Linked DNA regions of Homo sapiens: all the other regions are linked to region 1. The links are chromatin loops, found by intact Hi-C in ENCODE. Cell type or tissue: CD4-positive, alpha-beta T cell. All regions are shown on one strand. Links, peaks and the distances in the headings refer to the core of each region. The heading gives the core; the rest is flanking DNA.

What was found. Hi-C counts contacts between places; a loop is a spot of excess contacts. Peaks named below come from ENCODE experiments on the same cell type or tissue, not always from the same donor. Only the 100,000 strongest peaks of a DNase experiment are listed, where the experiment ranks them.
Region 2: it touches region 1 in a loop (2.6-fold over the local background); 8 of 110 quality-filtered maps call a loop at or near these places.
Region 3: it touches region 1 in a loop (2.1-fold over the local background); 5 of 110 quality-filtered maps call a loop at or near these places.
Region 4: a loop joins it to region 1, with 1.9 times the contacts of the local background. A loop is called at or near these places in 9 of 110 quality-filtered maps.
Region 5: it touches region 1 in a loop (2.4-fold over the local background); 12 of 110 quality-filtered maps call a loop at or near these places.

What each region holds. Positions count from the first base shown.
Region 1 is chr16:23,946,357-23,952,874 of GRCh38, forward strand. The region is part of intron 2 of PRKCB (protein kinase C beta); the gene reads left to right. Among named protein-coding and RNA genes, the nearest start is that of PRKCB, 110 kb to the left of the region's middle. In CD4-positive, alpha-beta T cell, for the core only: no CTCF peak of the experiment used is centred there; DNase peaks (open chromatin) are centred at 2,715, 3,755 and 4,785; H3K4me3 peaks cover 872 bases; H3K27ac peaks cover 3,954 bases.
Region 2 is chr16:23,860,296-23,866,813 of GRCh38, forward strand. All of the region lies in intron 2 of PRKCB (protein kinase C beta), which reads left to right. Among named protein-coding and RNA genes, the nearest start is that of PRKCB, 28 kb to the left of the region's middle. RefSeq lists an enhancer at 5,465-6,111. In CD4-positive, alpha-beta T cell, for the core only: no CTCF peak of the experiment used is centred there; a DNase peak (open chromatin) is centred at 3,606; H3K4me3 peaks cover 1,177 bases; H3K27ac peaks cover 1,598 bases.
Region 3 is chr16:23,878,711-23,885,228 of GRCh38, forward strand. All of the region lies in intron 2 of PRKCB (protein kinase C beta), which reads left to right. Among named protein-coding and RNA genes, the nearest start is that of PRKCB, 46 kb to the left of the region's middle. RefSeq lists an enhancer at 3,082-3,211. In CD4-positive, alpha-beta T cell, for the core only: no CTCF peak of the experiment used is centred there; a DNase peak (open chromatin) is centred at 3,121.
Region 4 is chr16:23,901,597-23,908,114 of GRCh38, forward strand. All of the region lies in intron 2 of PRKCB (protein kinase C beta), which reads left to right. Among named protein-coding and RNA genes, the nearest start is that of PRKCB, 69 kb to the left of the region's middle. RefSeq lists a silencer at 2,509-2,694. In CD4-positive, alpha-beta T cell, for the core only: no CTCF peak of the experiment used is centred there; no DNase peak of the experiment used is centred there.
Region 5 is chr16:24,007,859-24,014,376 of GRCh38, forward strand. All of the region lies in intron 3 of PRKCB (protein kinase C beta), which reads left to right. Among named protein-coding and RNA genes, the nearest start is that of PRKCB, 180 kb to the left of the region's middle. RefSeq lists a silencer at 2,848-2,897. In CD4-positive, alpha-beta T cell, for the core only: a CTCF peak has its summit at 2,813 (motif pointing left); a DNase peak (open chromatin) is centred at 2,793.

The sequences.
Region 1 (6,518 bases), core at 1,648-5,647:
GTACCTGAAGGTACAGCTGGTATGATGGATGACAGATGCCGGTACCTTGCTGTCATCCATCATATCAGTTGTCAGTTACCAGGTAGACCTAGCGGTAAAGGGTAAGTTATATCTCTTGCCTAAATGTCAGTTTCCTCATCTGTAAAATGGGACCCTGAAAGTCTACTTTAGAGGGCTATAGGGTTGTTAAGATTTAATGAGTTAAGTCCATAAAGAACCTAACGTAGTGTCAGACACATAATAGATCCAGAGAAATGCTGATTCTTAGCAGGCTAACTTTTTCTTTTTGAATTCCTCTTTAGGCCAGAACTGACTAGTATAGGCTTTTCAAACTTTAGCGTGCAGAAGAATCACCTGTGGATCTAATTAAGATGCAGGTTGTGATCCAGTAGGTCTGGGGAGGGGCCGGGCCTGGAATCCTACATTTCTAACAAGCTGCCAGATGGTGCTGATTCTGCTAGTCCATAGATCACACGTTTTCTTTCATTCTTTCTTTGTCTTTGTCTTTTTTTTTTTTGAGACAGGGTCTTGTGCCGTCATCCAGGCTGAAGTGCAGTGGTGTGATCTCAGCTCACTGCAACCTCCACCTTCTAGGCTTAAGCGATTCTCTTGCCTTAGCCTCCCAAGTAGCTGGGATTACAGGCATATGCAACCACTGCTGGCTAATTTTTGTATTTTTAGTAGAGACGGGGTTTTACCATGTTGGCCAGGCTGGTCTCGAACTTCTGATCTCAAACGATCCACCTGCCTTGGCCTCCCAAAGCGCTGGCATTACAGGCGTGAGCCACCATGCCCAGCCCATGGATCACACTTTGAGTAGCAAGGGGCTAAGGGATCCTGACATAGCATTTTGGGGTCCTGCAGCTTCAACTTACTCTGCTGCCTGTTCCCATGACCTCTAAGACTGCTCTTCTCGAGACAGCATCCTTGTTCTGCACTGGTTCCTTTGGAGCAGCTGCTCAGCCCTGCTAAAGGCATCTTGCTCAGTGCAATATTAGTTTGCTGCGGAAGATCTGGGACCTGGGCTCCTCTCCTCATTCTCCTTGATCTTAGTTTTGGTTCTGCCAGGACTTTGCTGGGCAATCTTTGTCATGTCCTTTCCCCTTTTTAGATTCAATTTCTTGATTTGCAAAACAAGACAGTAGGAGAGAGTCACTTTCTAGTTTAGGCATTCTGAAGTTCTGTGAATCTGTGATACCAGCTGGTTGGTGCATTTTCCTGCCAGGCCATAAGCAGTACTTGCCTTTATTTCTGGGCTCCAGTGGGGGTCTTCAGAGATACATAGATGCATATAGTCAGGACAAGAGTTAGGAGGAGTAAAGGTAAGGGTTCAATCCAAACCTTTTGGAATAGTAACAGGGTGGCCCAGAGAGATGAAGAATGATTGGGGCACAGGAATCTTCTTGCTTTGGGGCCTAAACGACATCTCCAGGGAATGGCTACTCATTGGGCACATATGAGCCAGGCACTGTGCCAAGAGCTAATGGGAGACACTTGTCATTCTTTCTGGCCACACACTCTGGAGCCGCTTTTTTTTTTTTTTTTTTTAATATTTGTGAATTCGCCACCTCATAAACCCATGTCTCTTTAATGCACAACTCAGAAACCCACTCGCCCAACCTCCCTTGCAGCTAGAGCACAGACATGTGACCTAGGATCTGTCAATCAGGTGAGTCCTTGCTGGACTCTGAATTGGTGGCTAGAAGCAGCAGACACTGTGTTTGATCTGTTCTGGAGGGGGAGGTGTTAAGTATGTCCAGACTGCAGAGTCAGCTATGGTGGGGCTTCTAGCAAGATCTGTCCCTTGTGAATGTTGAATATTCACAGCATCTGTAGTGCAGATTGCCTGGTCTGGACTCTGGAGTGGTGGCAGCGGGTTCTGTACTGTGGTCAAGATGTTTCTTCTGGCTTTCTAAATGTGTCCTAATTGGATTCTCAGGGCCTCCCAAAGCTTGTCTTTCCTGGTTAAACTGGTTAGAGTGGGCTTCCATGTTTATAAATAAGAATCTTGACTGCTTACAACACTTTATGTGTGTTATCTCATTGAATTCTTTTTTTAATTTTTGAGATGGAGTCTTGCTCTGTTGCCCAGGCTGGAGTGCAGTGGTGCGATCTTGGCTCACTGCAACCTCCACCTCCAGGGTTCAAGCGAGTCTCATGCCGCAGCCTCCCAGGTAGCTGGGATTACAGGCACACAGCACCATGCCTGGCTAATTTTTGTATTTTTAGTAGAGACTAATAAGGTTCACCATGTTGGCCAGGCTGGTCTCAAACTCCTGACCTCAAGTGATCCACCTGCCTTGGCCTCCCAAAGTGCTGGGATTACAGGTGTGAGCCACCGTGCCTGGCCCTCCTTGAATTCTCACAGTAACCTAGTGAGGTAGGTGTTATTATCCTCTTCTTGTAACTGAAGAAACTGAGTCAAGAAGAGATGAACTAACTTGCTCAAGGTTCCACTGTCGATAAGTGGAGGCCCAGGATTTGAGTCCAGATCCTCTGGTTCCAAAGCACACATTCTTAACCACCATGCATCTCCTGTCAGAGATTTGTGGGTGTGGAAAGGTCCTTGCAAATCACTTGTCAGTAGTACAGGGTTTCATGAGATCTACACCTGGGCTGGGCACGCCTGTTGGTTTTTTACTGACAACGCATAATTTTTCGAGGAGTGGTAATCAGAGGCAACCGTTCTAGTGACAGTGATTCAGGCGTAAACACTTGGCTTTGGCCCAGAGGTTGCACTGTGTGAGACCACAGGTGAACACTAGAATGTTTACACTCTTCCGGAGTCTGTAGGTGGATGCCAGGGACAGAGAATGAGATTGTAACCCAGAGAAAGAAAGAAAAGAAAGAACGAACAAACAAAAGAAAGAAAGAACGAACGAATGGACAAAAGAAAGAACGAATGAAAGAAAGGGCCAGCCCCTGGGGCCTCCTTAGATAAGGAAGAGAAAGGAGACCTTGCCTCAAGCTCAGAAACTGGTTAAAACACGAGCCCAGTCACCTAGTGATAAGCAGTGCTTGGTTCTATTAACTCTGACAACATAGTACTATCTTGGGCAGAGCTCTTTGGAGAAGCAGGTTGGCTAACTGGCCAACCTCAGTTGATTCTCATGGTCTTGGAACTTTCCTGGGGGTCCAACTTCCTCCGTTCTGCCCCTCTTTTTTCTCTACCTTCTATCGTTTTATTCTTTGTCTCCTTTATTTTTCTTCAACAAATATTTTTGAGCACCTATTGTTAACAATTCAACCAATATTTATTGGGTGTTTGCTCGGTGCCACTTACAGTTCTAAGTGCTGGAGATACAGCAGTGAACTAGCCAGACAAGCTGTCATAGAGTTTCCAATTTAGTGGCAGTGGGGTAGTCCAGTAGGCATGAAGCCAGGCAGGTACCAGTTGTTGAGGTGGTGGTAGTTCCACCCAGTACTAGGAAGATAACATTCTTATCCCCATTTTACAGATGAAGACACTGAGGCAAGAGAGCTTAAATTAATTGCCTGAGGTCTCACAGGTAGGCTGGGATCTCTGTGAGATCTAGGAGTGCCAGAGCCACTTGGGTCCAGCCACCCACACCTCTTCCCTGTGCCTCAGGCTGGGATGACACCCAGAGCCTCTCCTTTCTCCCTCACCTGGGCCCAGAGACCACCTCCTTCCCTCTCCTTGCATTGCTGCTGCCCATGCTAACCGAAGGAGCCTCGCCGTGGGGCGGATGTGGCCTCCCCAGTGGCCCACTTCCTCCTGCTTCTGCCAACAGCAGCATTGGCCCCTATGATTTGAATTTTTTTTTTTTTTTTTTTTTTTTTTCTGTTGATCCCTCTAGCGGCACCAGATGTGGGTGGGGTGGAGGGTGGGTACACCCACACTCCCTTAAGCCTGGAAGTAACCTAGGTTCCAGACTCTGTGTGTCCCTGAATGGTAATAGTGACTCTCTTCTTAGCTGTCTGTCCCACTGGGTCCTCCCACTCCCCAACTGGTGCTCCTGCTTTTCCTCAGAATGGGGGACATAAATCTCCTTCTAGTCCCAACCCATTGTCAGGCAGGGCTTCCTCCTGGAGGGCTGACTTCCCAGGACTGGGCCAGCTAAAAGCTAAGCAGTATGGGTAAGAGCACGGGGTTCTGGAGTCAGACAGACCTAAGTTCAAACCCCAGTACTGCCGTGGACAAGCTGTGTGGCCTCAGACAAGTTGATTAACCTCTCTGAGTTCCTTTTAAAATAGGCTGAGGTCTGTAGGGATAAGGTACCTGAGGTCTTAGTGCCTGGCACAGAGTAAACCCACGTGTTGGCTGTTTCCATTATTGGGTAGAACAGAGGGGCCTCCTGGCATCAGTGGGCATTTTGGGCCTGCTGCTGTCTTGTCTATCTAGGCCTTGGTTTTGCCTTTCAGGCTGGTGCCTCTTTGCAGTTTCACTTTAGCAAGTGAAACTTTATTTTTCCTGTTTCTCCTGATCTGTTTCCTCCTTATTTTCCATAGTGAATAATCACACATAAGCCTTTCTTTTCTCAGGGCAAGGTTGCTGTCTGTGAAGGAGTGGAATGCCTGAGCATCCCTGGTAGGAAAGGAAGAGTGACCAGCATCAATGGGGTACTCTATTCCCTGAGTAGCAAGCCCTCTTCCCGCCTTGTCCCTGGCTCCCACACCTGTTATCCTGCCGGCAGTCATCTCCAGTATCCCAGAGGAGCCATAGGGATGGGTGTTTGAATATAAGAACACTCTGCAGCTCAGATATGCGGCATTACTTTTCCTGTTTGACTCAGTTCTGCAGAGGGTTGCTGAGTGACTGTCATGTGCAAAGCACGTGGGAGGAAAGATGAATAATGAGAGCAATCGAATGCCCATTCCCTTGCATCCAGGGTGCTCTACTAGACCTGCGTTCTTCCATCATTCTTTCAGCCCACGTGGTTGCCAATACTGGGAGTTATCAGTCTTTTCCATTTTTGCCAATCTAATGGATAAAATATCTTGTATTAATTTGCATTTCCCAGATATTCATGAGATTAGGCATACGCTTTTTGGGCACTTGTATTTTTTTCTCTGGGAATTCCCTCTTCGTATTACTTTGTCAATTTTTCTAGTGGCTTTTTTATTTGAGACAGGGTCTTCCTCTGTCACCCAGGCTGGGGTACAGTGTCCAGATCACAGCTCACTGTAACCTCAACTCCAGTGATCTTCCCACCTTAGCCTCCCTAGTAAATGGGACTACAGGCACACACCACTATGCCAGGCTTTTTTTTTTTTTTTTTTTGTAGAGACAGGGTTTTGCCATGTTGCCCAGGCTGGTCTTAAACTCCTGGGATCAACTCATCCTCCCAACTTAGCCTCCCAAGGTGCTGAGATTACAGGCATGAGCCACTGCACCTGGTCCCCTGTCTTTTTTTTTTTAATTAATTGATAGTAACTCTTTATATATTCTAGATGCCAATCCGTGATTTAGTCTAAAAATAAATCCCCTTGGTCTGTCCTATGTCTTTTCTTTTGGTTTATGAAATCTTTTGTAATACAGGAACGTCACACTTCCACAGTCAAATGTGTCAGTCTTCTAAATAGATATAGGTACCTTGTATATACTCCTTGATATATCACATTGATTGGTGGTGACCTGTTTGTCTCCCTGGCTGTCAGACTGTGAGAAACTTGAGGGCAGGGGCTGTACTTTATTCTTCTCTGTCTCTCTAGGGACTAGTGCAAAGCTGGGCACAGAGTTTTGTGCCTGAATGAGTTTTTTTTGTGTGTAAACGTGGTATAAAACAGGTCTTGTGACTGAATGAGGGAATGAATGAAAAAGCCCTGTCCTGCCCTCCCTGCAGAGATGGGGTCTGCTGCAGAGATGGGAGTGAGTCAGGGAGTGAATCACAAGCTCTTCCGTGGCTCAGCTGACATTTCAAAAGCCCTGAGCAGAGAAGCCCCCCTCATTCCAAGAGAGCCTCCGCCTCTTTGAGCAGGCACAGTGAAGCTCTGCTGATTATCAAACTCTGTGTGTGTATGTGCACGCACGTCAGGGGTTTAGCAGTTAAAACTCTTAGTGCTGCATATTCTGCGTATGTGTGAACAAGGCTTTAAAAAATCTCTCAGAGGACCTGTGTATGTGTGTGGGTGCTGGGGGCTGCATAGAGAGAGAGTTAAAAGAGATGAGGGGGTGTTTAGAATCGTTGCAATGTATTGCATTTGTTTCTGGGAGGGTGGGGCGACTGGAGGGGGTTAAATAGCTCCCAGAGGCGCTCTTGTGAGCGGAGCTTCCTGAAATCTCTTTATCTGTGGCCACATGCTGTTCTTGGTTGTCCACGTGGTTCCCTGGTGTCCCTGTTGCTGAAGGCACTTCTGTTTTGTTCTTGGAGGCTTGGCTTCTCATTGCCATTTTCTAAAGCAGTAGAGAGTGCCAGTTAGATTGTTAGACCCAAATAATCTGAAATGTGTGAAAAAATAGTAAATATTTACTGTACCTTTTGTGGAACAGGTTATTGCCATGGAAATGCACTGTACACGAATCTGGATGATGGAGGGAAGCTGGCTCAGGAGCTATG
Region 2 (6,518 bases), core at 1,274-5,273, 86 kb before region 1:
GATACATAGAAATATCATGAATAGCAGCAGAGAATACAAGAAGAAGAGAAAGCTTGGGGGAGAAGATAGAGAATTATGCGTTGGGTATGTTGAGGATGAGGTGCCTGTGCCATATCCGGGTGTAGGTGCCCAAAGGCAACTGGAAGTCATGAGAAGTCAGGGATAGAGGTAAATGTTTGGGAGTTGTTAATACAGGGGTGCATTTTTAAAATATCTGAAGTATGTTACTGGTGGCACTCAAAGATTTTTAATGATGTAAGGTATTCAACAACATGGAACTACGTAGTTTTAAAAGAAATTCTCTTGTAGGCCGCGTGTGGTGGCTCACACCTGTAATCCCAGCACTTTGAGAGGCCAAGGTGGGTGGATCACTTGAGGTCAGGAATTCCAGACCAGCCTGGTGAACATGGTGAAACCCCATCTCTACTAAAAAAAAAAAGAAACAAAACAAATCAAAACAAAAAAACCGGGCATGGTGGTGTGTGCCTGTACTCCCAGCTACTCGGGAGGCTGAGGCAGGAGAATTGCTTGGACCCGGAGTCAGAGGTTGCAGTGAGCCAAGATCGCGCTACTGTACTCTAGCCTAGGCAACAGAATGAGACTCAGTATAAAAAAGAAAAAAATGTTTTTTTCTTTTAATTCTTCGGGTTAAGGAGAGTGTCTTAGTTTGGTGCTATCATGTCCTAAACATCTTTCTAATGCATGCAAATCTCCCTTTTAAGCTAAAAGAATGAAGCAATCTCAGACTCAGAGCTATGTACCTGCTAGAATTTAATAATTTAAATTTTCATTGTGTTCTTCATACTCACCTTCTATTTATAGCAAGTGTTACTAGCTCTCCAATTCTGGAGGTTGTTTCAGATAGGATGCATTAGTTCTTTTTTTTTTTTTGAGACAAGGTCTTGCTCTGTCACCCAGGCTGGAGTGCAGTGGCACAAACACAGCTCACTGCAGCCTCAACCTCCCAGGCTCAAGCAAACCTCCCACTTCAGCCTCCCAGGTAGCTGGGACTACAGGCATGTCCCACCATTCCTAGCTAATTATTTTATTTTTTATAGAAACAGGGTCTCACTGTGTTTCCCAGGCTGGTCTTGAATTTGGGCTCAAGCAATCCTCACACCTCCGCCTCCTAAAGTGCTGGGATTACAGGCATGAGCCACCATGCCTGACCTGCTTTGGTTCTTAAAAACAGAATATCTGGCGAGCCTAACAAGGAGGCTGGTGGTTCCAGGGTTGGTTTAATCAAAGACTTAACACTGTCATCAAGCGCCTCTCAGTTATTTGCTCTGCCATCCTCAAAATGTGATCAGTGTCTCCCTTCTTGGTCCCAGGAAGGCTGTGATAGCTCCCAGAATCACATACTCACAGGGCAAAGCAGGAAGGAAGGGGACATAGGACAAAGGATTTGTGTTTAAGTATTTCATGTCACATTTGCATGTGGTGCTTGGAGCTGTGGCAGCTATGTTTTGACCATGAGGGACAAGGTTGGCAAGCTGTAAATGGCAGTGTAAAAAGAGGGAGAGGATCTGTCTCCTTCACAATATCCTTGAGCCCCTGAATTCACTAATCTTGATATAGCTCTATCTCTTGAAATTTTGTTTTGTTAGATAATTCTCTTACTGCTTAAAACGTCTTAAGATGGGTTTTCTGTTCTTTCCAGTAGAATGCATTGTATCTCACACAATTTGAGGTTATTGCCTCAACCTACTCTGAATCATTGCTCCTCCCCCTTTTTTCCTGGTTGATTAGCTTCTCTTGAGATTGTGTCTTATCTTCCTGGTTTTTTGTATGTCGGGTAATTTTGGATTGTATCCTGGACACTGTAAGTGTTGTGCTGTGGAGACTCTGGATTCATTCGTATTTCTCTGAAAAGCATTGATGTTTTTGTTTTAGTAGGCCATTGACTTGGTTGGACAGTAGACTGTCTCTGGGACACCAGCTCAGATGTCAGTTCTGTTTTTTATTTTATCCTTGAGTCTTCTTTGGGACTGCCCCATGCATGCATGGTTCAAGAGTCAGCCAGACATTTGGGTGGGGTTTAGACACAGAATTTGGGGCTCTTCTCTCTTGGCTGTCTCTATTATGGAATTCCTTCCTCACTTTCCAGAAGCCGTGAGTGACCTGAAACCTGTCCTCTGGTTCTGTACACCAGAAAGACTTGAGGCTTCATGTTGAAGTTTTAGCTGACAGCAGCTTGCGTTCAGGGGAAAAGCTGTAAAATGACCATTCCCTTCTTCCAAGTTTCAACCTCTCTGCAGAATCTGCTTTCTTTTGTTCACTTTCGAGTAATTTCAGGAAAAAATTTTTTTTTCGTTGAGAGTTTTTACTTGTTACCTATGGAAAGGTTGGGTCTAGCTGAAGCTTGCTTGCCCATAACAGAAACGAGACTCTTTTCTGTCTAACACATGGGAAAACTAACGCCCAGAGAGGTGAAGTCATTTCCCCAATTGTCAGAGGCACTTGAGCCAGAGTGACTCCATCTTGAGTAAGGGCTAGGAAAATAAGACCGGGACTTGCTGGGCTGCATTCCCAGAAAGAAAGGTATTCCTAGCCTCTAGATGTCTACAGTTAAGGGAACAGATTGATAATGTTTACTAAACAGAGCCAGGCTTGGCAGTGTCCAGCTATCCCGATATCTTGAGAACAAAGGCATTCCTAATTTTGCTTTAAGGATAATAATATTGATTATTGCAAAACAGAGTAATTAAGAAAATTAATCCTTTATCACAAACCCTTGTAGCAGAACACATCTCTCCATGATTTTTAAAATCATATATATATGATTTATATATATGATTATATAATATATAACATATATGATCATATAATCATATATATGCATGTGTATGTGTATATATATACACATGCATATATATGTATATATGTGTATACATACATACGTATATATGTGTATATATACATACATATATATGTGTATATATATACATATATATACACATACACACACACACACACACACACACACACACGAATATTTTACCTAGGGTGGACGTGCTCCTTCTCTTACTTTTAGGAACCCCCTACTCTGTCTATGGAGTAACTGTTCTTTCACCACTTTACTTTCTTAATAAACTTGCTTTTGCTTTGCACTGTGGACTCACCCTGAATTCTTTCTTGTGCAAGATCCAAGAACCCTTTCTTGGGGTCTGGATCAGGACTCCTTTCCTGTAATACAATGTCACAGAGCTCTTAAGTGGCAGAGCTTGGGGCCAAACTTAGGCTGCTGCACCCGATGTCCCAGCTCCTCTGCCCTATCTAGCTGTGGATTTGTGCCTCGAAATAGAATTGCATTTTGAATGCAGTTTCATTTTCGTATGGAAAGTGTCTATCCTGTAAATGTAACTGTAGCAGCCCCAAAGCTGAGCTGGGCAGTTTTATGGCAGCCTGGAGTCAGTCTTGTCCGCTTCCAATCAGGGTTCCTGGACTGGCTCCTATATTAAAATTGGTATTAGTAGACAATGTTCCAGGCAGAGTTTTGGATAGAAACTATCCATCAGCACCAAGAATGTGCCTGATTTGGTAATCTTTTTACCAAAGTAAAAGTCAGTAGTAAGTTGTGGTTAAAAGAGAGGAAGTTCAGAGTTCAGTACGTTATTTCTCTCTCTCTCTCTCTTTGTTTAAATAAAAGAGGAAGTTACTGCTCTTATTTTTGTACCAGCCCGTCAGTAATGGGTACAGAGTAAAATCTTAGCTAAGCTGAGGTCAAACTTCAAAACTTAGTAATAAGGATCTCCCTTGTTCCTTTGTAGGGCGACTAACATGAAGGTTCTGACTCTTAACCCATAGAGCCACAAAAAATAGTCCTAGGAAAATCATATGATTTTATTTATTTTAGGAACAGAAATGGTCCCTTCCGAAGTAGAGGCATTTCTACTTCTTTCCTAAACACCATCTCTGCTCAGTGAGCTCTCCCACCCTCAGGTACTGTGTTTCAGGCTTATTGCTGTATTGCTAGAAGTATCCTCACCTTCGAGATTAAGAAAAGATATTTATTGCCGGGCACAGTGGCTCACGCCTGCAATCCCAGTCTTTTGGGAAGCTGAGACGGGAGGATCACTTGAGCCCAGGATCTTGAGACCAGCCAGGGCAGTATAGTGAGAACTCATCTTGAAAAGAAAAATTTATTGAGCTCCTACTGTATACTGGGGATACAGCAATAGGCAAGATAGCCCTTGCTCCTCATGTAACCTACAGATAATAAACAAGATTACAAACAAACAAAATAAGAGGTCGTTCTAGATTATGATAAGTGATGGAAAAGAAAAAACCTGTATCTACTTCTTATAGCAGAGACCTGCATTGGGAGTTGCTGTGATCAAACAGGAAACGGAAGGTGGAGTTTGCTTCTGTATCCCTCCATCCCTGAGTGGAGGCTGGGTGCTTCTCACGACCAGGGCCTCTGAGATTTCTTTTTTTGTTTTTTTTAAATTATTTTAGATTAAGGGAGTACATGTGCAGTTTCGTTACGTGGTTATGGAGCGTGATGCTAAGGTTAGGGTTTCTATTGGTCGCGCCACTCACATAGTGAACCTAGCATCTGATAGGTAGTTTTTTGACCCCCTTCCCCTATGCCCTCTCCCTCTTGGGGTCCCTAGTGTCGGTTGTTTCCATCTTTATGCCCCTGTGTACCCAATGTTTAGTTCCCACTTCGAAGTGAGAACATGTGGTATTTGGTTTTCTGTTTCTGCATTAATTTGCTTAGGATAATGGCCTCCAGCTGCATCCATGTTGCTGCAAAGGACACAATCCAAATAAGCACAATCAGAAATGACCAAGCTGACATTATGACTGATCCCACAGAAACACAGGAGATCCTCAGGGATGACTATGAACACCTCTATGCACACAAGTTAGAAAACCTAGAGGAAATGGGTAAATTTCCTTTGCACACAACCTCACAAGATTGAACGAGGAAGAAATAGAAATCAAGATTTATTTTCTGTTTTGTTTGTGTGTGTGTGTGTGTGTGTGTGTGTGTGGTTTTTTGTTTGTTTGTTTGTTTTTTGGACAGGATCTCATTCTGTCACTCAGACTGAGGTACAGTAGCACAATCACACCTCACTGCAACCCTGACCTCCTGGGCTCAGGTGATCCTCCCACCTCAGCCTCCAGGGCAGCTGGAACTACAGGCATGTACAACAATGCCCGGCATATATATATATATATATATATATATATATATATATATATATATATATATATGTGTGTGTGTGTGTGTGTGTGTGTGTGTGTGTGTGTGTGTGTGTGTGTGTGTATATGTATATTTAAATTTTTATATATAAATATATATCTATCTTTGTAGAAATGGGGTTTTGCCATGTTGTGCAGGCTGAAATTGAGATTTCCTAATGTAAGAAACAGAGCCCCAAGGGGCTCTTCTTGGGCTGGTCGCTGTATTTCATCAGGTGCCTCTGTGTTGGACACTTACTTCCCTCCATTGCATAGATTGGATCCTTTATGCTTAGCCTAGACTCTGCCCTTTGGGATGCAAGGAGCTGAGTGAAGGTTCTGGGAGAGTAGGCTTAAGCCCAGAAGAGGGAGGCCTCTCTCTGGATGTCATGCTAGAGCCTGCCTTTTAGTCTTTGTGTTTCCACTCTCCATCCTCCTCTTCTGGAGTTCAGAACCCCTTCCTGGTCAAATTGCCCCCGGGCTCTATGGGATCCTGTGGGATTCTATCCTTTGAGTCTACCCCACCCTTCAAGTACTTCCTGTCTTTTCACACCTAAGTGAAAGAAAGTAGGATAAGAACAGCAGTTGTTAACTTGATTGATTGTAAATTGCCTTCATTAGAAAATGTTAATTATCGCCCCTGGGAAGGGATTAATCCTTTAGGTCTCTAGGTTACTAGACTGGCAAAAGCCAAGTGTGCCTTGGTTGACTGTTTCTTTCTGAGAGTAAAGAGAAAACATCAGGGGAGGTAGAAACCTCAGTCATGGGGTAATCATTATGGCCATGTTTATCCCCATACACGTATCTTCTGCTGATTCTGGAGTCAGCTAGATTTTGTGACCCAGCATAGATGATATAGTGACATTGTCCTGCTGTGTTAAAAAATTTAAGTTCATAAGAAATGCATAAGTACAATCTCATCAGGATAAATTACACAACATAGATAAGATTGAAGACCTTTTAACTCTTTTGACGTCTCAATTTAGTCCCCTCTACCTTCCCCAGAAGCCTATTGTTTGTAAATTTGGTGTCTCTTATAGAACTCTGTAGCATTCCAAAGTCTGAACTTTCTCCCATGCATATGGCCACTTCCCTGTTGATGAACATTTAGATTCTTTTTTGGAGGGGTTGTGTCTATTACAAACAGCATGGCAATGAGCATCTTTCTACACATCTCATCAATATGCAAGTGTTTCTCGTGTTCCTCGGAAGTATAATGGCTTAGCCCTGGGGTATACACGATTCAGCTTTTAATAGGTTTTGCCAAATGTTCTCCAGAATAGCTGGACCACTGTATACTCCCACCAGCAGTGTGTGTTTCCGTCTCA
Region 3 (6,518 bases), core at 1,072-5,071, 68 kb before region 1:
TTTTAGCAAGAGGTGAATTTGCAAATAATGAGGATTGACTATAACCCCTGTTATTAGCTCTAGTTAACAGATGGGGGAATGGAGGTAAACAGCTCTCTGCAGGTCTTGCAGCCAGGGAGTGTAGAGGAGGCTTTGTCATTCTGGGTGCACAGCCTGCGTCCTTAAGAGGCAATGTAGTGTTGGCTGGGTGTGGTGGTGGTTCATGCTGTAATCCTAGCACTTTGGGAGGCTGGGGTGGGTGGATTACTTGAGGTTAGGAGTTCAAGACCAGGCTGGCCAACATGGTGAAACCCCGTCTCTACTAAAAATACAAAAAAATCAGTGGGGCGTGGTGGCACGCGCCTGTAATCCCAGCTACTCAGGAGGTTGAGGCAGGAGAATCACTTGAACTTGGGACGCGGAGGTTGCAGTGAGCTGAGAGCGTGTCACTGCACTCCAGCCTGGGCGACAGAATGAGACTCCATCTCAAAAAAAAAAAGAGGCAGTGTAGTGGTTGAGTGCAGTGTAGCTCCTGCTGAGAGCTGGTTTTCATGTTTTGTGGGCACACAGGAAGTAGAGAATGCTGAGAGCTGGGCACTGAAGCAGTAGGAGATATGGGAGTGGGAAAGTGGTTTTCTTTAGTAAGTCTGGGCTGTTTTCATAGCCTAGGATGAAGTTCAGCAATACTCAACCTTGAGGTTTTCCAGGCACCTTCTCCTTGACATGAATCTCCTGCAAACAGATGTCATAGTAATCTGGGAATAAACCTTTGTTGTTGGTCCTTTAGCTATCCTTTTTTTTTTTTTTTTTTTTTTTTTTTTTTTTTTTTGAGACGGAGCCCCACTGTTGCCAGGAGTGCAGAAGCATGATCTCAGCTCACTGCAACCTCCGCCTCCCCAGTTCAAGTGATTCTCCAGCCTAGGCCTCCCGAGTAGCTGGGATTACAGGCATGCACCACCATGCCTGGCTAAGTTTTGTATTTTTAGTAGAGACGGGGTTTCACCATGTTGGCTAGGCTGGTCTCGAGCTCCTGACCTCAAGTGATCCGCCCGCCTCGACCTTTCAAAGTGTTGGGATTATAGGCGTGAGCCACTGAGCCCGGTGCCCTGGTCCTTTAGCTTTCTAAGACAGCAGCATAGTAGTTCAGAGCATAGGCTCTTGGGCCATAGCTTCCTGAGTTCGAATCCTAGCTCTGCTGTTTTTTAAACTCTGTGACCTTGGGCAAGTCTTAACCTCTCTGTGCCTCAGTTTTCTTGTCTGCAAAATGGGATTAATAAAAACACCGATCTCATAGGATTGTTGTGAAAATCGAGTGAGTATGTTTATAGTGTTTAGGAAAGTTCCTGGTACACAAGACATGCTCTGAAAGTGTATTAATATTATTTGTCCTTAGACTCAGTAGTACTCTGGGGGAATCGAATCCCCACCCCTAAGCCAGGCAGCATGGTAGAAGCTAGGTCAGCTGGCAGGCTCCTGGGTCTTTTCCATTCTGCTGCAGGAGATGCCTGACTCACCTCTTGTGCTCACACAGATGACAGCTAAATAGAAGGGCTCTTTCCTCCTAGTATTAGCTTAATTATAGGGGCTCCCTAGAACAGTGGGGAAAATGAGCTTTGAGAATCCCCCCACCACACACACAAGGCCCACACTAGCACCTGAAAGAGGAGTGAACATTGCTTCCTGCCTCCTTCTCCCCCTCCTTCTCACATATGCCTTTGTCTCTGTGATTCTGCACGTTTAATTTTTAATCCCGGGATGGGTTCTATTAGTTTTTGTGTATTTTCTCTGCCCTGGTTTGAGCTCCAAAAGGTCTGTTTGGGTCTCTGTGGGTGTCTGACAGCCTCTGCAGGCCTTTCTGAATTATATAACTCAAGCTTTGTATTTTCTATTTGTTACTGGGGGTTCTTTCTGTGCTATAATTTTACTCTTAGAAAATGAAGTAGGGTACTAGAATTTTCTCTGGGATCCCCTAGGGTTTCCTTCTGAATATTTTTTCCTGCCATATTTTCTTCGCTAAAACATTTTTTTTTCTTATTTCAGAAGCAATACATCTTCATTATAGAACATTACAACAAGATGCAGAGAAAGAAAATAATCTTATCAAGCAGAAATGTTAATACCTTGCTATCTACCCATGTCTCTCTGTCTCTGTCTCCTCAAACACACACAAATGGGGTCAAGATGACATAAGAGACTATCTGCTTTTCAATTCACATTTTACGATCTTTTTTTTTGTATGGTTCTGTAGTCTCCACTGCTTGGCTTGACGATCTTTAACAGGTGCCCTCCGGATGGTCATGGGGGTATTTTCCATTTCTCACTGTTACAAGCAGTGCTCTGATGAAACACCTTTTGCTGGCATTCCTAATTATGTCCTGAGAGCAGACTTCTAGAAGTTTTCAGCAGTGAGGTTAAAGGGAATGTTTGCCTCTCCTCTTCACTCTGTGATGCTCCTGGGGGCCCAGGCCCATGAGTCTCTGTGTCCATCTTCCCAAGATGAAAGACAAAGAATGGGCAGAGCATTGACAGGGCCCTGTGTTGACTCCTTTTCTCTCTTTTCCCAGTTTTTTTTTTTTTTTTTGAGACAGAGTCTCGCTCTGTTGCCCAGGCTGAAGTGCGGTGGCGCGGTCTTGGTTCACTGCTACATTTGCCTCCCAGGTTCAAGCAATTCTCCCGCCTCAGCCTCCCAAGTAGTTGGGATTACAGGCACTCACCACCACACCCAGCTAATTTTGTATTTTTAGGAGAGACGGGGTTTCATCATGTTGCCCAGGCTGGTCTTGAACTCCTAGCCTCAAGTGATCCACTCACCTTGGCCTCCCAAAGTGCTGGGATTACAGGCGTGAGCCACTGCACCCTGGCCCATTCCCGTTTTTTAAAAAAATATTTTATTCCTTTTAGACTATTTAGCCACAGTTTTCCATTCTATTCCTTGGGATAAGTGAAAACTTGATTTTTAAAAAATAATTACAAAATTTTAAAATCATGGTAAAAAACACATAACATAAAATTTACCATCTTAACTATTTTTTTAAGTGTACAGTATCATTTTAAGTACATTTACATTGTTGTGCAACAGTTAGGACTTTTCATCTCGTAAAACTGAAACTCTATACCCACTGGCAATAACTTCCCATTTCTTCCTCCCCACCGAGCCTCTGGTAACCACCATTCTGCTTCCTGTTTCTATGAGTTTGGCTATTTTAGATGCCTCATGTAAGTGGACTCTTGCAGTATTTGTCTTTTCATGGCTGGTTTCTTCCTTTTTTTCTTTTCCTTTCTTTCTTTCTTTCTTTCTTTCTTTCTTTCTTTCTTTCTTTCTTTCTTTCTTTCTTCCTTCCTTCCTTCCTTCCTTCCTTCCTTCCTTCTTCCTTTCCTTTCTTTCTTTCCTTTTTTTTTTTTTTTGACAGGGTCTCCCTGTTTCTCGCAGGCCAGGCTGGAGTGCAGTGGGGCAATCACAGCTCATGGCAGCCTTGACCTCCTGTGCTCAAGGGATCCTCCCATCTCAGCCTCCTGAGTAACTGGGACTTCAGGCACACACTACCATGCCCGGTTAATTTTTTTCTTGATTTTTAATAGAGACAAGGTCTTGCTATGTTGCCCAGGGTTGTCTCAAACTCCTGGCCTCAAGAGATCCTCCCATCTCAGCCTCCTGAGTAGCTGGGATTACAGGTGCACACTACCATGCCCAGTTAATTTTTTTTCTTGATTTTTAATAGAGACAAGGTTCTTGCTATGTTGCCCAGGCTGGTCTCAAACTCCTGGCCTCAAGTGATCCTCCCACCTCAGCCTCTCAAGGTGAAGGGATGAGCCTCCCAAAGTGAAGGCGTGAGCCATTGCTCCTGGGATGACTGGTTTATTTCACTTAGTGTAATGCCCTCAGAGTTCATTCATGTTGTAGCATATGTCAGAATTTTCTTCCTCTTTAAGGTTGATTAATATTCCATTGTATGAATAGGCAACATTTTGCTTATATATTAATCGGTCAATGGACATTTGAGTTGCTTTCACCTCTTGGCTATTGTGAATAATGCTGTTGTGAACATGGGTATACAAATATCTTTTTTTTTTTTTTTTTTGTAGAGATGGGGTCTCCCTATGTTGGCCAGGCTTGTCTCAAACTCCTTGGCCCAAGCAATCCTCCTACCTCAGCCTCCCAAAGTGCTGAGATTACAGGTGTGAACTACTGCACCTGGCTGAGACTCCACTTCCAATTCTTTTGGATATAGATCCTGAAGTGGAATTGCTGATGGTAGAAACTGTCTCGGGAAGATTTTTCTGGGGATTTGGCTTCTAACTGCACCACAGCTCCAGTGGAAACATCTATTCATTAAACTGGCATTTATTGAGGACCAGCTTTGTTCCAGTCACTGAACAAGGCTGGGGGCATAGCGTGGCTTACATAGGTCCCCACCCTCCATGGAGCTGATATTCAGCAAGAAGCCAGACAATACACAGGTAAGCAAATTGAAAAAAACAGGATGAGATCCACTGGCGATAAATGTCATGATACTGAATCAGGATTTGACAACAGAGTGATGTGGTGAGTGGCTACTTTAGATCAGAAAGGCCTTCCTAACTGGGTGACAGGTGACCTGAGAACTACAAGGTGGGGAGGAGCTAGCCACACAGAATTTGGGAAAATACCATTCTGGGCCCTGGGATGAGCAATGGAAAGGTCTTGAGGAGGAAAGTGGCTAGGCGTGATCCTTGTTGCTGGGGCGTGGTGGGTGTGGGGCCAGATCATAAGGGGCCCCACAGGATGAGCCTCTGTGCTAAGTGCAGTGGGAAGCCACTGGAGAGTTTTAGGTAGGCGAGATGCAAAGGATCAGATTTGTATTTAACACACCTTCCATTGGCTGCCAAGTAGAGAATGGATTGTTGGGGACTGGAGCAGAAGTGGGAGGATGAGTCAGGAGTCAATTGCAGATTTCTAGGTGAGAGATGGTGTCTTTGTCTGCACGGGCAGCAGTGCAGAGGGAGAGACACAGGCAGATTTGGGAGGTAAAAGGACTTACTGGTAAATGGGATATGAATTGGAAGAGGGAAGCAAATGCACAGCTGGGCACCTGGTACACTTTACATATGACGTCTTTGAACTTCGTAGCAATCCCATAACCACATTTTGTAGATCTGTGTTGTCCAGTAGAAATATAACATGAGCCATAAACCTGAGCTGTGTATGTAATTTAAAATGTTCTTAGCAATCACATTAAAATGGTCAAAGGAAACAGGTGAAATGAACTGTGAGAATGTTTTCTTTAACTCAGCATATTCCAAATATTCCCATATCAACATGTAATCAATATAAAATTATTAATGAGATATTTTACTTCCCCGCATAGCAAGTCTTCAACATTTGATATGTATTTTACACGTACAGCACATCTCAATTCAACCACACTTCAAGTACTCAGTAGCCACATATGGCTAGTGGTTACCATATTGGTAGCACAGTTATAGATGAGGAAAGAGAGTCTCAGAGAGTATAAGTTCTTATGCAAGCTTATAGAATTAGGACTTGAACCCTAATTTGACTCTGGCACCCGTGTTGTGCTCAAAGCACTGCATCCACCCCCAATGATGAAGACATTTTCAATGTAAGCAAAAGTCCTGGAGATTTCCCCACATCATATACATGGGGACATAGGAACTAACATTTGTCATATATTTATATTTTCCTTTCCAAAGCAGATCAACCCCAAGTTACCTTCCCTTAGCTCTCGTTTTCTGCCTCTCTTTGCAAATATCACTTCATTAAAAATTGTGAACATTCTCTTTGCCTTCCCTTATGGGCTTCCTGTTTGAACACCACATCCAGGGCACCCTGGGAACTGAACCATCTCCTTTTCTTTTTCTTTTTGAGTCAGGGTTTCACTCTGTCGCCTAGACTGGAATGCAGTGGTGTGACCGTAGCTCACTGCAGCTTCAATCTCTTGGCCTAAAACAATCCTCCCACCTCAGCCTCCTAAGTAGCTGGGACTACAGGAACACACCACCATGCCTGGCTAATTTTTTTATTTTTATTTTTTGTAGCTGCAAGGTCTCACTGTGTTGCCCAGACTGGTCTCAAACTCCTGGACTCAAGCAGTCCTCCCACCTCAGCCTCCCAAAGTGCTAGGATGACAGGTGTGAGCCACAATGCCTAGCCCATATCTCCTTTTCTTTTGTGGCATTCTAGTAGCCCTTTGGTTCATGCGATCATTTAGTTGTTCAGCAAATATGGATGATTGAATGGATATAATAGGTGCAGGGCACTCCCAGGTTCTCAAGATGGATGATCTTGGGCAAGTTATTTAATTTCTCTGGATTTTAGTTTCCTTGCCAGCAAACTCAAGATAATAGTAATGCCTACTTTTAAGTAGTTATTGTGAAGATTATAAGGAATTAACAATAACGATAATAATAAGTAATAATGATACATGTTGTTTATTAGAGCCTGCTATATGCCAGACACTAACTCTATGATTTAACCTTCTCCTGCTACCCTTTACTCTTATTATTTCTTTAGGAGTGAAATTCACTAATCATTAAGCTTT
Region 4 (6,518 bases), core at 945-4,944, 45 kb before region 1:
AATGTCAAGTAGGAATGAAATGGGAAGTTGGGTTAATTCTACCAGGCCTGCCCAGCAACCAGCCTGTTCAGGTTCCCCAGGAGTTGCAGCCTGTTGTCTGAGACTGTGAGGTTCTCTTCCCTGAAGTGTCTTGTGGGAATTGGCTGGTGGCAGCATTTTCTCTGAGGTCCCAAAAATTCGAGTGGTCAAGAAGACACCCTGCAATGATCATTCCCCAACATTGGAGGCCATAAAAGTCAGTCTGGGTTTGCAAATACACACTGGAAGTCTCAGAGCTGGTGCAGACATCTCAGAGCTGGTGCAGACAGACACTGTGGCTGAGTGTGTGTGCCTTGTTCGTTATGGTTTCACTGCTACTGGATTGGTACCTGGTACACAGTAGGCACTGAAAAAATATTCACTGAAAGAAAGAGAAAACTTGATGGCAGTTGTAGGTCTGGGTCTGTTGGAATTTTTACCCCCAGGAAGAGATTTGATTTTAACTCAAAGCCAGTTGATAAACAGCCTCACCCAGCAGACAGAGGGCAGCTTGGGGGAAACTGGAGGGTATGTAGGGTGGGGTGGGGCTCTTATCTGTATGGACAATGCCATATATTTTCTGAAACTTGGATTTTTCTCCTTATAAGGGAGAAGATCCAAGAAGACAATGAAAAAACATTTGCCCCTGCCTTTAGAAAAAATAACCTTTTAATTTTTGGAATAATTTCAGATTTTTAGAAAAGTTGCAAAACATTTACAGAGAGTTCCACTGCATACCCCTCACCCAAAGTTTCCCCCTAATGCTAACATCTTATGCAACTGTGATGCCTTTGCCCCTACCATTTTGAGGTTAACAATTAAGTTAGTATAATACTTATTCTGTACCGAGCTCTATTCTATATCATTTTCCTGCAGTTGTTTATTTGACCCTTTCAGCATCCTTTGAGGAATAAGCACTGTTATAGCAGTCCCCATTTTACAGACGGGGAAGCTGAGGCTCAGCTAGACTCTAGCTAGTGTTCGAAACCTAAGTTGTCTGGCTCCAGTCTCTCACCCCTCACCATTATTATCTGCACAGTAATGATGGTAACTGTCATCTCTTGATGATAATGCGTTCAGGAACTGAGCTCAAAAGTTTTTCCCTCCCTCCCTTCCTCCCTTCCTTCCTTCCTTCCTTCCTTCCTTCCTTCCTTCCTTCCTTCCTTCCTCCCTCCCTCCCTCCCTTCCTTCCTTCCTTCCTTTTTTTGAGATAGGGTCTCACTCTGTCACCCAGTCTGGAGTGCAGTGTCACGATCGTAGTTCACTGTAACCTTGAACTACTGGGCTCAAGCCATCCTCCCACCTCAACTTCTTGAGTAGCTTTGACTACAGGCATAAGCCATCATGTCTACCTAATTTTTAGTTTTTTCTTTTCTTTTTTTTTTTTTTTCCTTTTTCTGTAGAGACAAAGTCTTGCTATGTTGCATGGCTGGTCTCAAACTCCTGGCCTCAGGAGCCCTCCTGCTTCAGCCTCCCCAAGTTCTGGGATTACAGGTGTGAGCTGCCACGCCCAGCCTACTTATGTTATTTCTAAACCCTCCCCTGACTCAGAGCTGTGGTAAAGAGCCCCGCTTTTGTTGTCCTGCTCAGGACAAAAATACATGGCCCCAGGCTTTTGTGAGTAGGATCCGGAAGGGAACTTAAGTGTGTGTGTGTGTGTGTGTGTGTGTGCACCCACGTGTGTGTGGGGGAGTGATAGAGATTCTCCTGGTTTCTGTCCTAGTTTTTTCTAAGCGTATGGAGACAGGTCTGCTCCGTACATCTGGGGATTGGTATTACCACATCATTTCCCCCCTAACAGCAGCAAAGATTCTCAAAGCTTCATCAGAGCATGAACAATCAGAAATGCCTTAATTTTGTTAGTCACAATAAATAATACTTTGATTAATTAGCAAGCACATGCCTTGGGAATATGAGAAAGTAAATGATTTCTACCCTAGATCTTTCAGATAGCTGGGAGGGAAGAGAGTATTAAAATACGCTTTTAACTATGGGTTTTGGATGGAGAAGAGGAGAATGCCGGAGAGGGGAAAGCAGCAGTGGAATTGTTCTTGGAGATAGGAGAAACTGAAACTCTTTCCACCCAGGGTCTTTGCAGAAAGTGGTTCCCACTGCCTGGAATACTTTTTCTTCTCTTTACATGGTGAGCTCTCACTCTAGTCTCAACTTAAATGTCTCCCCCTTTGACAGGCCCTTGCTAACATCCTGTTTCAAGTTCCTTCTGGATATTGATTAGGATGGTAAGCTTCATGAGGTTAAGGATCTCTGTTTCATCCACTGCTCCATCCTCTGGTGTCTGCAACGACGCTGGCACACCATAGGCCCTTATTAAATATGTGTCGACTAAATGAATATGTGGTCTTATTAAATATGTGTCGACTAAATGAATATGTGGTCTATTTCAAGTCCTCGTTTGTGTCTGCCCTAGAACTTAGCACTGTTTGCCATTAGCTTGTCTATTTCCTTGTGAATAGCTAGATTCCCTCATGAGCTATAAGGGCCACGATGGCAGGGGGTGTGTCTACCTTGTTCACCAAGGGTACCCAGGATGAACCTGGCCTGCAGCTAAGGGGGTGGGCTCTAGGGTCAGATTACTTGGGCTCAAATCCCAGATTTCCTATGTTCCAGCTGTGTGATTTCTGCTAATTGTCAAGCCACTCTGTGCCTCATTTTCCACATAGGTGCAAGAGGGGTGATAATAGCATCTATCTCTTGGGGTTGTTGAAAGAATTAAATATGTCAGTATTGGCTAAAACACTTAGAGGAAGCTGGGCGTGGTGGCTCATGTCTGTAATCCCAGCACTTTGGGAGGCTGAGGCAGGTGGATTGCTTGAGGCCAGGAGTTCAAGACCAGCCTGGCCAACATGGCGAAACCCCATCTCTACTAAAAATACAAAAATTAGCCAGACATGGTTGTGGGTGCCTGTGATTTCAGCTACTTGGGAGGCTGAGGCAGAAGAATCGCTTGAACCCGGGAAGTGAAGGTTGCAGTGAGCTGAGATCGCACTACTGCACTCCAGCCTGGGTGACAGAGCGAGTCTTCATCTCAAAAGAACAACAACAACAACAACAAAAAACCACAACACTTAGAAGAGTATCTAGCATATAGTAAGTGCTTCAGTGCTTTATACATGTCAGTTATTGGTAGTACTCAAAATATTTGGGATTTAAAAGTTGGGGGATTTTTACATAAAAGGCACTTTTCCTCTTTGAGTGGTAAAATCTCCCCTAAGAAAGAGGCAAGGACAGATGGAGATGATCTGAGAGGCCCAAGAGATCCTTAAAACCAGGCTTTTTAAGAAATCTGATGTTTTATTTCTCCGTATTGTCATGGAAAAGGCCAGCTTTTAGCATGCCTGGTGTTTCTGGTGTTTTCTTCTCTTCACTGTTTTCTACATTTCTTTCTTTGCATTGGTCCTTTTTTTTTCTTTTTTTTTTTTTTAATAAAAAAAAAATAGCACAGCTCGGAGTCTTGCTTGCTGACTTACTGCTAGAGTGTGGGATCCATTGCTTCCATTTAGAGAAGCAGCCGGCCCTGGAATGTGGCCGCAGGGCTGCCAGGCTGACTCTGTGAGCTGAGCTGGCGAGGAATGCACTTTGCAGCTTGCACTGAGTTTGGCCTTACGTCTGTGGAATTTCTTCTCTCTTCTTACTCATTCGTGTCGTTAAATAAATAACAACACAAGCAGTGCATCCTCCCGGTTATAATGGCAAACAGTACAATGTGTTACAACACACAGTAGCTTGAAGAGGATATCTCTCTCCTGTGGTAGATGCTTCATTCCCCAGAACTTCACTCCTCACCCCCAGAATAGGTTGCCCAGTTAACAGGATGCCTGGTTCAGTCTGCATTTTGGGTAAACAAGGAACACCTTTTTAGTATAAGTATGTCCCAAATATTGCATAGCACCAACTTATCCTAAAACACTATTTGTTGTTTATGTGCTATTCAGGTTTAACTGGGCATTCTGTAGTTTTATTTGCTAAATCTGACAACTCCAGAGAGTCTCCTAGAACCAGTTTCCTGTATTTTCTTCCAGTAATTTTCCAAGCATGTGCAACCTATGGATATCTTGGCAGACTTACTCCTGGTAGAATTCCCATCACCTAGAACAGTGCTTAGGACATTGTAGGTGCTTAATAAATATGGGTTGAATGAGTGATTGACTCTGTACCCACCCCATTTTTCTTCACATAAGTGGAAATATATTATAGTGTTGTTTCATATGTAGCTTTTCCTTTTAATAATGTCTCATGGGGATTGATACATAGAGCTGCCTCATACTCCTCTAAGGGTTTCCTAGCATTCCCTTTTATGATGCATAATGTATTTAACCAGTCCCCTGATGATCGACATTGGTGCTGTTGAGAGTCTTTAGCTATTATAAACAATAAGGTAGTGAGCATTCCTATATATGTTTACCTCTGTGGGTTTGACGACGTGCAAGGATAGGTGTCGCATTGGAATCATGAGGACGGAGGATATGTGCTTTAAAATGTGGATTGATGTTGCTGAATTGCTTTCTGTACAGGATCTGTTCACACTTCCCTCAGACAGCTTGTTCCCCATCTCCTTACCAACATAGAATATTATCAAACTTTTTCATTTTGCCAATCTGATCAGTGAAAAACTAGTATCTCGCTATCATCTTAATTTACATCTCTTTGCTTATGAGAACATTTTTATGTTTGAAAGCTCTATTTCTTTTTCTGTGAACTGCTTCTTCTTTTTTGCCTATTTTTTTCTACTTATTGATTTTTAACCGGTTTTTGTTTGTGAAAGAACATGTCTGTTAGCCTGGCATATGTTTTATATATAATGTAATTTATAAAATTGGTGTTTAACTTTGAAAAAGTGATTTATTATGGATTTTTTAAACTCTGTAGACATTAAAAAATTCCTCAGTAGTCAATTTATGAGTCTTTTCTTCCACATATTCTACATTTTGTGTCTTGCTTAGAAAGGCCTCTTACTCAATGAGATTATAGAGGAATTCTCCCATATTTTCTTTTACTACTTTAACTTCTTTTTTTTTGCATTTAAATCTTTAATCCATCTGGAATTTATTTTGGTTTTAGGAGGGAGGTGAGGATCTAGCTTTATTTTTTACCAGATGGCCAGCCAGTTGTCCCAATACCATTTATTGAATAATCCATCGCTTCCCACAGAATTGAAATGCTGCCTTTATCATATATTAAATTGTGGAGGAGGGATTTTATACTCATTTTCTGACAGCCTCCAGTGCCAGCTAGGCAGCAAGGATTTTAGGGGGTTTCAGCTGACTAGAGGCAAAGATCCTGACCTGAAGGATAACCGCAATTTATTAAACCAGAAATACTCTGTGTAGGAACAGTGGGTTTCCTGGGTGGGGACAGGGTTGGGGTGGGGGAAAGTGAGTGTCCCGTGCTGGGAGGAATTTAGTTACAGCAAGATTTCTCAACCTTGGCATTATTGACATTGGGGGGTGGAATAGGTCTTTGTTGGAGCCTGTCCCATGTAGTGTAGGATGTTTAGCAGCATCCTTGGTCTCTACCCAGTATACACCAGTATTAACTTCACCCTGATTTGTAACAATCAAAAATGTCTCCAAACATTGCCCTGGGTGGCAAAATCATCTTCAGTTGAGAATTACTGCTTTATCAAGCCTGGGTCGAGCAGACCTCCCATCCATTTCTTTTAAACAGAGGCAGGGTCTTGTTCCGTTGCCCATGCAGTGCATGATGTGATCATAGCTCACTGCAGCCTCAAATTCCTGGCTCAAGCCATCCTCCTGCCTCAGCCTCTGGGGAAGCTAGGACTATACCACATGCCCAGCTAATTTTTTAGTTTTTGTAGAGACAGGGTCTTACTATGTTGCATAGGCTGGTCTCAAACTGCTGGCCACAAGCAATCCTCTTGCCTAGGCCTCCTGAAGCACTGGGATTATGGGCGTGAGCCACTGTGCCCAGCCTGAACAGACCGTTGATTAGATGCATGTGAGGCCCTTTCTTGTTCTGAGAGTCTGTCATCAGCAGTATCAATGGCTCCAGATGTCTGGGAGGCAGGAAGGGAGGTGCCTATCTATCTCAGAGACCAGAACACCCAGATTTCTGGTATGAGTGTGGGGTCTGTGGGGAAAGGGTGGAACCATACCGGTCGACTCCGGGAGGAACAGAGGTTCCCACCTAGCCCTACAGGTGAATCTTGCAAAACTCCCTAGGACCTGCCTGGGAGCCTAGCCATTCCCCCTGCTAACCACACCCCCAGACAACAAGGCCTGGCCATGGATCCAGGAACAATGACTCTGAGAACCGGAGGTGGCAGATGTTTTGTGATTTAACAGCATATCGGTTTATTGTCTTATTTTTCTTAGGAGTAAAAGAGTCCATGGGTGTATTGTTGGGGGCAGCAGGAAGCACACGTGTCTATTCGGAGATTTGGGGCAGCAGGTGGGGAGAGAAAGTCCATCTAGACGAGGGAGGTGTGGGAGTGAGATGGAAGAGGAGAGGGAAGTGGGTGG
Region 5 (6,518 bases), core at 823-4,822, 61 kb after region 1:
AAAGGCCCTGGTTCTGGACTCAAGAGACCTCACGTTTCCTAGTCTTCTTTCTGTCTCTGCTCTTTTGTGTTCATGAGGTTCATGCCCTCATGAGGGCTCCCCCACCTCCAGTGGTCTAGGATTCTAGGATGTCTTGGTATTCTTTTTCAAAAAAAAAAAACTAAGAGCCAGCATTTATAGATATAATTCTGTCCTAAACACTTTACATATAATAATTCTTCATTCTTCATTACACCCTGTGAGATAGGTTATCATTGTTATAATTCCATTTCACAGATGAGGAAACTGAGGTACTCAGAGACTAAATGACTTGCTCAAGGTCACTTGTGAGAGGTCCAGCTCTAGGCCCTCTGGCCCGTGGGGCTATGCTCTTACCTAGTACCTCAAACTGCCTGGTAGACCTCAACCCTGTGTACCTGCACAAATGGTCCTGAAGCAGGCAGCTTTCTTCCCTGAGAGCTGCCTTTCCAGATATGCACTGCCAAAGGTCTGTGACCCTACAGCCTTGGCCTGATTTGGTCCAGATGCGTGTGGACATCTCTCCCAAACAGGATCAAATTGGCCTCTTCTAGGAGTTTAGAATTTGGAATCAAGGGTGCTGGTTTTAGTCTGGACTGGTCACACAGTTTTTGACAACTGTTTATTGTACGGGAAAAGTGTCCAGCTTGATGAATTCTCACACAGTGAATTTTTCTTTGTAAGCAGAGCCCCAGAAGCCCTTCTTTGCTCCTTCTAATCTCTACACGTCCCTCCCCATCCATCAAAATAACCACTACCAGACCAGCAATCCTTTGGCTGCTTTTCCCCCCACCCCCAGTGATCTATTTTATTTTATTTTGGAAAGAACACGTAACATGAAATCTATCCTCTTAACAAAGTTTTAAGTGTAAAATGCATCATTGTTGATGATGGATGCAGTACGAGACAGCAGATCTCTGGGGCTTATTCATCATGCTTGACTGAAACTTGATGCCCATTGGTAAGTAATTCCCCATTTTGCCCTTCTTCCAGGCTGTAGCCACCACCCTTTCACTCTGATTTTCTATCAATTTGACTATTTTTGTTACTTTACGTAAGTGGAATCATCTAGTATTTGTTTTCCTGTGACTAGTGTTTTTCATTTACCATAATGTCCTCAGGGTTCATCTATGTTGTCTCATTGCAGAACTTCCTTCTTTTTGGGGGGCTGAAAAATATTCCATCATATGCATAAACACATTTTCCTTATCCATTTGTTCGTCAGTGGACACCTAGATTGCTTCCACGTTTAGCTGTTGTGAAGAGTGCTGCAATGAACATGGAACTGCTAACATTTCTTCAGGATGTTAATTTCAATTCTTTTGGGTAAATACCCAGAGGTGAGGGTGCTGAATCATATGGTAGTTCTATTTTTAATGTTTTGAGGAACCTTCACACGGGCTAAGGACTTGAATAGGCAGTTGTCCGAGGAAGACATACAAATGACCAAAAGGCATATGAAAATTTAAAAAGCTAAACATCACTAATCACTAGGCAAATGCAAATCAAAACCACAATGAGATATTATCTCACACTTGTTAGGATGACTATTTTTTTTTTTTTTTTGAGATGGAGTCTTGCTCTGTTGCCCAGGCTGGAGTGCAATGGCGTGATCCTGGCTCACTGCAACCTCCACCTCCCGGGTTCAAGTGATTCTGCTGCCTCAGCCTCCCAGAGTGCTGGGATTACAGGTGGGAGCCACCACGCCCGGCCTATTTTTTTTTTTAAAAAAGACAAGTGTTAGCAAAGATATGGAGAGATTGGAACCCTTGTACACTGTTGGCAGGAATACAAAATGTTGCAGATACTATGGAAAACAGTTTGCCTGCTTTTGAGCACTTAAAAAACAAAACTAGGCTGGGCCCGGTGGCTCACATCTGTAATCCCAGCACTTTGGGAGGCCGAGGTAGGGGGGATCACTTGAGGTCAGGAGTTTGAGACCAGCCTGACCAACATGGCAGAACCCCGTCCCTGCTGAAAATACAAAAACTAGCCTGGCATGATGGTTTTTGTATCTGTAATCCCAGCTACTCAGGAGGCTGAGGCAGGAGAATCGCTTGAGGTTGCGGTGAGCCGAGATCATGCTACTGCACTCCAGCCTGGGTAACAGAGCAAGACTCCATCTCAAACAAAAACCAAAAAACAGAATTATAGAGTAGACCATCTCTTGTGTCTGGCTGGTTTCTTTCATATGTGTGTGTGTGTGGCCACATGATATTGAAAGGACACATAGCATCCTGTTCATCAGGATGTCCAGCTTCAGAGCCAGCAGGGGCCAGGCAGGTGGGTGAATGAGTGACGTGTGTGACCACAGGCATGTCCCATTGGCCCATTGAACACCCTATCTGAAAGGGGCAGCGGCACTCAGCTCCGTTTCCTAATTCCTGCTGTTTAAAGGATGAAGGTCTAAGTTTTCCCATTTTTTTCCAGAGAAATCTGAAATCCCCTAAATTTAGATTTTGACAGAGAATTCAAGAATTACAACTGTGGTGTATTTTAAACACATTTTTGGACTGGATTCCTTCTGTGAACCTCCGGTTTACAACTTCTGCATTCGTAGGTGGGGACTGTCAGTGGAAGGTCTCCCCCACCCCACATCGGAGGGGAGAAGGGAAAATGTAAATTTAGTCAAATGGGCTTTCTTTGGAGAGTAGAGAGTGTGCAATAGTCCAAGGCAGGGAGCTTTAAAAGAATGCAGAAGTCTTTTTTCTCTCTTGGTGTCTGAGCTCTAAATTGGCTGGGACATATCCTTAGTTAGGAGTCAGTGGCTATAGCGCCCCCTGCTGTCCTTTAGCACCCTCTTCGTGTCCAGTGAGATCTGCAGGTGAGCCTGGAAGCCACTTGCTTCTCCTGCAGGTTTTGGGAGGAAGATTCATCATTTTAAATATTGCTCAAGTGCCTGCTGCTGCCAGTGACTTCATAGGCTCCTGTTAGACTCACCTTCACTTATATTTGGTCAATTACCTACTCCCTCAGTCAGACCTTGCCACTCGATTTTTTTTTTCTTTTTGATACAAGGTCTCACTGTGTTGCCTACGAGTGCAATGGTACCATCACGGCTCACTGCAGCCTCTGCTTCCCAGGCTTAAGTGATCCTCCTGCCTCAGTCTCCCAAGTAGCTGGGGCTACAGGCATGTGCCGCTACGCCTGGTTGATTTTTTAATTTTTTTGTAGAGATGGGGTTTCATCATGTTGCCCAGGCTGGTCTCAAACTCTTGGGCTCAAGCAATCCTCCCACCTTGGCCTCCCAAAGTGCTGGGACTACTCAGGCATAAGCCACCATGCCCAGCCACCACTCTATTTTTTTTTAAATTGGAGGTAGGGTAAGAAGGACTGGGCCAGGTCGTCCTTCCCACAATTCCAGTCTCACTGTTTCTATCTATTGAAAAGCATTTCTGGCATTTGCTTGGTACCTTTCCCTGGTTTCTGGGCTGAAATAGATTTTATCCCATTTTTAAACAATTCCTTCTGATACTTTCAGGGGTAGTTTGTGGATGAGAGCAGAGTGAAATGCATAGGCTCAGGTTTGTGGCCTTGCAAGTTAATAAAGAGTGTGGACTTTGGAACTAGCCTGCCTGGGCTCCAATCTTGGCTCTGGTACCTACTAGCTGTGTATCATTGTTTTCATTGTTTTGTTTTGTTTTATTTTGTTTTGTTTGAGACAGGATCTCACTCTGTTGTTGGGGCCAGAGTTCAGTGGTGCAATCATAGCTCACTGCAGCCTCCAATTCCTGGGATCAAGTGATCCTCCCACCTCAGCCTCCTGAGTGGTTAGGACCACAGGCATACACCACCACACCTGGCTAATTTTAAATTTTTTTGTAGAGATGGGGTCTTGCTATGTTGCCCGGATGGGTCTTAGCCTCCCAAAGTGCTGGGATTACAGGCATGAACCATTGTGTCCCACCTTAGCTGTGCACTTTAAATAAGTCACTTGACCTCTCTGTTCCTGTTTCTTCATTTACAAGGTGAAGATGATAATATACTACTTCTTAGGGTGAGTATTAAATAAGTTAACCTATGCAAAGAGGTTAAAACAGTGCCTAGCATATCATAGAAATGTTTGCTTGACCCAGAGGCCTGAACCTGCTTTGCCTTCAGTGTTGGTCTTTAGGTCCTGGCTTCACTCCTTAATGCTGCATCTCAGCCTTTCCTCATGAAACTTTCTGTCTTTGATCCTTTTCACTCCTTAACTGTGAATCTCCCAAATTCCACTGAGCAGTGATCAATTCTTGGGGCATCTTGCTCTGTGTTCCCAGACATTCCTTCACCCTCATTTTCTCTCCATGGCCAAATCCTATAGTGCCTCCTAAATAATTATAGCTGACATGTATGTAGCACCTATCATATGCCACGTGCTGTTCTAAGTGATTGATATATGCTAACTCATTTAATCCTCACCCTATGAGAAAGATGCTTTTTTAACACCTATTTTATAGAGGAGGAAACTGAGGCCCAGAGAAGTGAACTGACTTGCCAGGTCACATAACTAATAAGCAGAGTCTGGATTTGAGTTTGGCTCTAGAGCCTGCTCTTAGCCACCATGTCCCATCCTCACTGAGAGGACCCTTGTTCAACTCCACTAACCCTCTCTGGACAAGTAGCCTCTGGTCCTGTCTCCCTGCTTCCTCTCTGTCTCACTGGCCTACCCTTTCCACACCTTTCTAAAAACCAAATGTGATCATGTCATCCTCTTTGTTGAAAACATGTCAATGGCTTCCCATTGTTCTTGGGACAAAGTAAATACTCTTTGAAGTGGCTGCGAAGCAGGGTGGACATACGTCCTCCTCTGCCAAGCTTGCCTATAAACCAAATTGGTTTGTTCTGTTGTGTCAGCGTACCACAAGGCTGGTGCCCTTGTCATCCTCACAAGAGTCCCTGTTGGAAGATACAGGATATGATTGTCCTACTCATGAGGCCCTGCGTGCTCTGGCGTCAGGGTCCCTCCAGCCTTTGCTTGACCACTCTGAGTACCTTCGTTCACTCCTCTGTTCATCCTGCCACCAGGCATTTGCACATACTTCTCCCTTGGCTGAGATACTCTTCTCTCTCTTCTTCCCTGTGAGTTCAGTGGGTCTCAATTCTAGTTGCATTGTAGAATCTTCTGCAGGGCTTTTTAACTGAATGCAGTGTCTGCACCCATTCCAGACCAACTAAGTCCAAATCTCTGATTGATTCAGAACCTCTCAGTTGCATGCAGGGTTAAGGGCCCTGGTCAACTCACGCTGGTCCTCTAGACTGCAGCTCAAGCATCACTTCCTCAGGGAAGCCCTTCCTGACCTCCCTGACCAGGCCCATTTCCAATATTTTGTACTCAGCACACCACATACCTCTTCTTGCTGTCACATATCTTAGGGACATCTAAATATTAGGTTGGTGCAAAAGTAATTGCGGTTTTTGCTATTGTAAATAATGGTGCAATAGTAATTAGTTAAAAGTAATTAAAAATAATGGCAAAAGCACAGTTACTTCTGCACCAACCTAATATTTACTTACATGGTGACAAAGAACCCAGATTCTGGATAAAAATGAATCACTAGCTGTGTGACCTTGGGCGAGTTACTTAACTTCTCTGTGTCTCAGTTTTCTCCCCTATAAAATAGGAATAGTCAAAAACCTGTTTTACATGGTCGTTGAGGATCAAATTAGTTCATAATATGTAAGGCGCTTGGAACAGTGCCTGGCACATGGTGAGTGCTGTATGTGGTAGCTGTTACTGCACTAGTAATTATTACCCCCTGCTGGGATCTGTAAATCCCTGAAGGTGGGGTTGGCATCCGTTGTTTGATCACTCCACACCTAGGATGCTGCATGAACATAATAGCTCTTCAATACCTGTCTGTTCAGCAGAGTGGCGTCCTAGTGAGGTTCTTGGTAAAAGATGAAAGGTGAGATGTGGAATTGCAAAAAAAAAAAAAAAGTATAGACATCAGAGTTGGCCTGCACAGAATTCACCTTCCTCAGTTAGGGCCCTTGTCTATGCGGGCCTGCTGGTTCAGGGTCATTGTTTCTAGCGGTCATGAGGATCAGAGCCTGCCTGGACTTGCTGTGTGCAGAGTCCCCGGTGCAGATGGCCACCTGGCAGGCATTTGCTCCAGCAGCATCCTTTGCAGGAATGGGAGGCTCCTCTGTAATTCACAAACTCACCGTGTCCTTCTATACAGAGGATCTTTCTGCTCTTCTGAAATGCAGACTTGGGTGTGCTGAGAGCTTCTGTGACAGAGGGTGCTGTCAGGAAGCTGGGCATCCAGGGCTGCACCTGGAAACCAAGCTGGCAGCGGCTTTGCAAGTTGAATAATCTTATGTTGTGATCTTGCATTTACGGGACCCCCCACTTAGCAAAAAGGGGTGCTCAGACCACTTCCCTTAGTTGGCTTACGGCACTGCAGGGGGAGAGGGGTGGGGAGGGGAGGAGATGGGTGTGGTTTTGTGGGTGATGGAGGATTTATTTATAATGTGGGTGTGATCCGTTGCCATGTGACTATTCCCTGAAACTACTG